Linked DNA regions of Mus musculus: region 1 is linked to region 2. The links are chromatin loops, found by intact Hi-C in ENCODE. Cell type or tissue: gastrocnemius. All regions are shown on one strand. Links, peaks and the distances in the headings refer to the core of each region. The heading gives the core; the rest is flanking DNA.

Region 1 (2,904 bases), core at 168-2,667, 52 kb after region 2:
AGAGCGAGCACACATTGCTTTTCCTATGGAGAGTCCTGGACAAAGAGACTAGTGGCTGCAGGAGGCAGAGAGAACCTGCAGGCTGTCCCATCCCAGAGACAACCTGTCTGTCTTCCCCCAGAACCCAGGAGCTCTGAGATCAAGCTTTGGGTGTGGATCACCAGGCCCAGGAGAAGTTGCTGCCTACAGAGGAGACTCTATCCACTAGCCCATGAGGACCGCCCATGTGTAGGATGCTGGGTGAGGGAATTCTGGTTTCCATGAGAGGGAATCCTGTCTACTTGAAAAGCTGAACTCTGCAGGAAGTCCACTAGTAACACATCTCAAGGAGGTCGCAGAAGGAAGGAGCAACCTTCATGACGGCCGCAGGCTGAGTCCCTCTCTTCTGCCCACCCCTTGCCACCATTGTAGACTGTAGCAAAAAGCCTCCAAATCCACGGGCCACCTGGGTGTTTCTCAAAAGCAGGCTCGGGTCTCTTCCATTAAAAGCTTGGGCTTTCAGTCTCCCAAATTTTCCTTCTGGGTTCTTGGGAAGTGTCCAGTTGTGCCAAATGCACCACTTGGATGGTGTGTTCCCTCAGTTATTGGGTTTTTCTGTTTGACTGACTATGGGACCGCCTGCCTCAGGCAAGCAGCATAAATGGAGTCTCGGCTGTGATCGGCATCCCTGAAATGGAGAACTCCTGGCACAAGTATCTATGGAGCCTTTATGCTTACGTGAGATCTGCCAGTTTTACCAGGACAGGGTCCAGGTAGGTGGCTGGGACAAGTGTGTCTGCAGGTGCGCATAGGAAGGCTGGAAACGAAGGTCCTGCTTCTTGCCTGGGCGTCCCCTATCCCTCCTTTCCAAGTGGCCATGGTGTCCTCACCCCCAGGATGCTGCAGATTTGCAAGCTGAGCAAAAAGACAACACCCCCCCCCCCAATGCCTCAGGTAGAACACAGTTGTTGGGGCACTTTTTTTTGAGACAGGGTTTCTCTGTATAGCCCTGGCTGTCCTGGAACTCACTTTGTAGACCAGGCTGGCCTCGAACTCAGAAATCCACCTGCCTCTGCCTCCCAAGTGGCTGGGATTAAAGGCGTGCGCCACCACTCTTAAGGTGGACTGCAGTTCAACTATGCTCACCAAACCAGCCTAGCTCTGGAATCTCTGCTCAGAATCTCTGTCCTGAGAGAGATGAGTGTTTGTGGGGTGTACAGAGAGCACTGGGTCCCCAACCCCATAGTTCCTGGGTTCCACAGGGCTTACTCCATTGAGGGAGCTGGACAGAGGAGGTACTTGGCCAGGCAGAGGACCTAATTGTTCCTCTGATCTCAAGATGGGCTGCACCAGCCTCCCCGCCCCTCCTTGGCTCTTGTCCACTTGATGGATGTCAGCCACTCTTCTGCACAAGGCACAGAGATTCAGCAGCAGTTCAAAGCTACAGGACTTGGGCTTCTCACTAGCCCTGTCTTCTGCGAAGGGGCAGGCCAGGTCTGAGACATTCTGGCTTCCCCGGAAGAGGCTGCGTGCTCCCACCGCCCCACGCTCTCCTCTGCAGAGACCCTTGTGGTGGCTTCTGACGTCATACCCGATGTGATCATCCTACTGTGCACTCACACCCCCACCACAGAGCCACCGTGACGGCTTGCCTACAAAGTAAGGAGCAGGGTCTTGGGAGAGGGAGTGTGCAGGATGGGAGAGGGACTGAGGGCTACCTGAGCTGGGGGGCTTGGGGACACTCAACTGCAGGAGCGCAGGAGGAAGACCACCAATCCAATCATAACAGGTGCACTCTAGGTAAGTATTAATAACTCGTGACACAGGGGACAGGGGAGAATCTAATGACAAGGACGCCATGCTGTGCCAGACCACAGCACTGCAAGGGAAACTGCAGTGCGCTGGAAGCCCGGATGCACTCAGAGACCTCCCGCTCCAGGCCTCTGACTCCAGCCCCTCTGAATCTACCTACCCCTCTCTCACTCCAGGAACTGGCTGTAGCCAGGACACCCTGGCCCCAGCAGACTTTCTCTGTCTGTCCTTCTGAATCCGACACACACACATGATGCCTCTACTCCTGTGGTCACAGAAAAGAGCTGTTTTAGGTCTTAAAGAGTGCCCAGTGTCAGGAGCCTCCATCGACTGTCCCTGGGTGGGCTGAGCAGTTGGGCACAGAGCCATATGATGACACCATCAAACTTGACCTCTTCCTGTCCCTGCAGGAGGTTAGCACGTGCACCATGGGGCTTCACGCGGCTGTCTTAAACATAGCCCTCACAAACCCTAGAGTTGGGCGTGCGTCTGACCTCTGCCCTGGACAGTTGTCAGCCAACAGGGTCTCTTCTCAGGGGGAAGCACAAACGTCCTTAAAATTGGAAGTACGATCACTCTCTTGGTGCAGTGCAGTCTTCGGCCAAGACAGTGGGATGAGTTGGGGAGAAGAAGCCGAACCAAGCTAGCCTCAGCCCCTCCCTAGTCAGTTGATGCAGAGTCCTGCCTGGCTCGGGCTCAGCCTTCGCCTGGGCCTTTGGTGGATGAACCCTGGAGAGGGAAGAATGGGCTTCTGGACCTGAAGAGTTCCATGGCAGACACCTCCTTCTCATAGGTAGACAAGTACCTCCCTGTAGATGTGCACCCCACACCTCACACCAAGTACTCAGCAGGACAGCACTCGCAGGAAAGCATTCCACTCAGGGTTCATTTAAAACCGAGTACCTCAAAGGGGCAGGAGGTCCAACTGCCACTGACTGTGTTCCCCAGGAATGAGAAGCAGGGGACACACTGAGCTCACAGGATGGCCTTGGGGACCACACCTGCCCTCTCCGGGCCTCAGATGCCACCTTTGTGTAAGGCACAGATCTGTAGCTGAAGCAGCCTCTTGGGTGTTTGCAGAATAATAAATTAATAAACCAGGGTCCTCCCGGG
Region 2 (2,904 bases), core at 202-2,701:
TCTGTTGTCAGCAGAGGCTGGCAGGTCTTCAACAGCTGACCACTTCCAGTTAAAGCTCCCGGGTCATCAAGGAAGGAAGGAAACTACTGCCCCTAAGCTGAAGAGGCAGTGTCCCAAGAGACGGGTCGTCTCCCTCCTGCTCCCCCTCCCACCCAAGGCACCTGAGCCAGGGCTGGGAACTTCTCCACAGCCTCCTGGGGTCCCTGATGTAACCTAGCCGACTGGTTGCACAGGCTCCTGAGGCTCACTGGGGCCTGTCTATTGCATCAGCAGCTCTGATCATCAAGGCCAGCCTGAGGTCTCAGGCACCCTTAGGGGATGACGTGGCAGCTCACTGGGCATCCGGGAGATCAGGCAGTGCCTCTAGGGGCCCATGCTGGCTGTCACAATGTAACCAACATATGATGAAACCCTCAGACACCTGGGGGGCTTCTGTCCTGAGATGCAGACATCCTTATCTGTCTCCGGCTTGCATGCCCGCACTTTGCAGCCAAGCAAACTGCACCTTCTGTTTCTTTCAGTTCCTCTCCCTAGGCACCTGTGTCATGGCATACAGGACATGGGGCTATGACTGACCCGACACTTTCCGTACAGAGTGTGCCCCCATTCCAGAGAGTGCCACCTTGTTTCAGGGGTCCACATAAACAGTCACCCACTTACTTAGCCACACTTTACTCTGTACAGTCATCCTCCAGCTTTGCTCCTCCTTAGCTTCGAAGGGTAAAACACATGGACACTAGTGGTGGGCCCTGGCAGCCAAACCCTGGGCCATTTCTCAGCTCTGCCTGTCCACTGCACAATGGGGCTAGCACCTGACCCTCCAACAAGACAGCCCTTGGGAGAGGCTGTGGACCACGGGCCCTGAGATAAAATATGGCTCTGAAGAGGGCAGCACAGGGAGATGGAAACGGTATCAGGATCCACTAACGTCTGTAAATATTTAAACACAGCGAGATTCATGTTCGGTAGCTTAGTCTCTCTGAGTCTGGTAGCCATGCAGGGACCATTGTCAAGTGACAGTCTCCTCCCCGAGGTGCTTCGGGGGGCTTGTAGTTCCAAGGATCACTATTTTATTGGGGTCACAGACTCCCCTCTTGAGAGATGTGGAAAGACCTCACAGGTAAGGCTGCGTGACCAACATGTGTCCCCATCCATCAATCTCCCTGACAGGGTCAGTTCTGAGAATGGCCGGGCCACAGCTGCCAAGATCAGTAGTGGGTGCTCAGGGAGGGATGTCAGGGACGGTCACAGCCTGCACCAGGCCCACCTGGGGTGAAATACCTTGGGAGGAGCTGAGGGGCATCTGTCAGGATGGGCAGTGGCCGTGGCTGAGGACAGTCATGGACGCAGGGCATGGCAATCCCCAAAGGGCCCACGTGGGCCTCAGCTCCTTGCAGAACGGTGGCCACCTCTTACCGCAGGGTAGGGTTTGAGCACTACAGCCCCAGCCTTCCTCTTTGCCACGCCTCGCCTCGTACAGTAAACCGCAGCAGCCAGCTGCTGTCCCCAGAAATTCTATTGTGTGGAGTTGGCAGGGCAGGCTGGAGGGATCTCTGGGTGCCCAGCAGATGGCAGGCTTCTCCCAGATCAGCAGGGGCCATCCACCCGACACTTCCACCCATTCCTTCCTCCTGGACACCACACCCATTCCCTCCTGTTCTTCCTTCATGTGGTTGGTTTTAGGGAAAACTAAACGGTCCAGACAGCAGACGACACCCCCCCCCCCAGGCAGTTGTTATGGCAACTGCCTTAGTTTTGGTCAGTGGAACGACTCAGAACCAGACCCTGGCTCCTTGCTGTGGCCTAGCTGAGACCAAAGCCTGCCTTCTCCTTCCCCATCACCTCTGCCTTCTCTTTGGGTGGTGGTGAATGTCCCCAACACTTTGAGCCAGCCACAGCCTGCCTCTTTAGAGACCAAACAGGTTCCAAACTGGCTTGGCCACTGTCCCTAAAGCAAAGGCCTCACCTGGAGTGGGTGGCCAGCTGAATACAGCCTGCTTCCTATCCTGTCTACTCACCCTCTGTGGGCACATGACCCACCAAGACAGGCCCACTGACTCAAGGGTGCCTTGTCCGGCTTGACCTTTGCCTTCTGCCCCTACTTTTCTGAGATACGGTCTCATGTCCCAGGCTGACCTCAAACATGATATGTTGCTGAGGTTGGCTTTGATCCTGCTTGGTCCTGATGGCTCTCTACATAGATTCCGAACACTGAAATTCCAGGTGCGTGTCATTATAGCAGGCTTTGTGCGTATGTGCACATGTGTGCCGAGGCCCACATACATTGACACTGGGTGTCTTCTTCAGATATTGCAGCAGCTTTCTCATTGATCTGAGAGCCAATCTAGCTAAGTAGTTTGCTCCAGGGATCCGATCTCTGCCCCACAGTGTTGGTTTGGAATGGCATTCATCCGGGGCCTATAGATTTGTACTCTGGGCTTCATGCTTGAGTAGCAAGATATTTTACCTGCCTTCAGATCTTTTTTTTTTTACTGTTATTATTATGTAGATGGTTCATGGTCCATATAGCAGTGTTAGAGAGGTAAGAGCACTGTTGCTCTTGCAGAGAACTCAGGTTCCCTGTACCCACACAGTGACTCCCAACAACCTGTAACTCCAGTTCTAGTGGCCTGATGCTCTCATCTACTTCTATGGGTGTCAGGACACACGTGTGGCACACGTGTACATGCAGGCAAAACACATGCAAATAAAATAGATACATATCTTAAGGAGCAAAAGAAAGACACAGACTGGGAAGGAGGCTGCCTGCTAGCACATGCAAGACCCAGGTTCAATCCCTGACACCACCAAAAAGGGATCAAACAAACCCCCCCAAAAAAACCCTGACTAGAGCTAGTGTGTGTGGGGGTGCGTGCCTGTAATCCCGGCACTCAGGAGGCAGCC

What was found. Peaks named below come from ENCODE experiments on the same cell type or tissue, not always from the same donor. Only the 100,000 strongest peaks of a DNase experiment are listed, where the experiment ranks them.
Region 1: a loop joins it to region 2, with 2.1 times the contacts of the local background. A loop is called at or near these places in 10 of 42 quality-filtered maps.

Annotation. Positions count from the first base shown.
Region 1 is chr11:119,137,673-119,140,576 of GRCm38, reverse strand. No RefSeq gene overlaps it. Among named protein-coding and RNA genes, the nearest start is that of Gm11755, 12 kb to the right of the region's middle. In gastrocnemius, for the core only: no CTCF peak of the experiment used is centred there; DNase peaks (open chromatin) are centred at 1,351 and 2,172.
Region 2 is chr11:119,189,299-119,192,202 of GRCm38, reverse strand. All of the region lies in intron 3 of Tbc1d16 (TBC1 domain family, member 16), which reads left to right. It overlaps Gm11753 (a long non-coding RNA gene), which reads left to right and starts at 1,657. Exons shown (of 2, transcript XR_880347.2): 1 at 1,657-2,904. Gm36111 (a long non-coding RNA gene) reads right to left here and starts at 252. Exons shown (of 2, transcript XR_389225.4): 1 at 1-252. In gastrocnemius, for the core only: a CTCF peak has its summit at 1,554 (motif pointing right); DNase peaks (open chromatin) are centred at 1,313 and 1,555.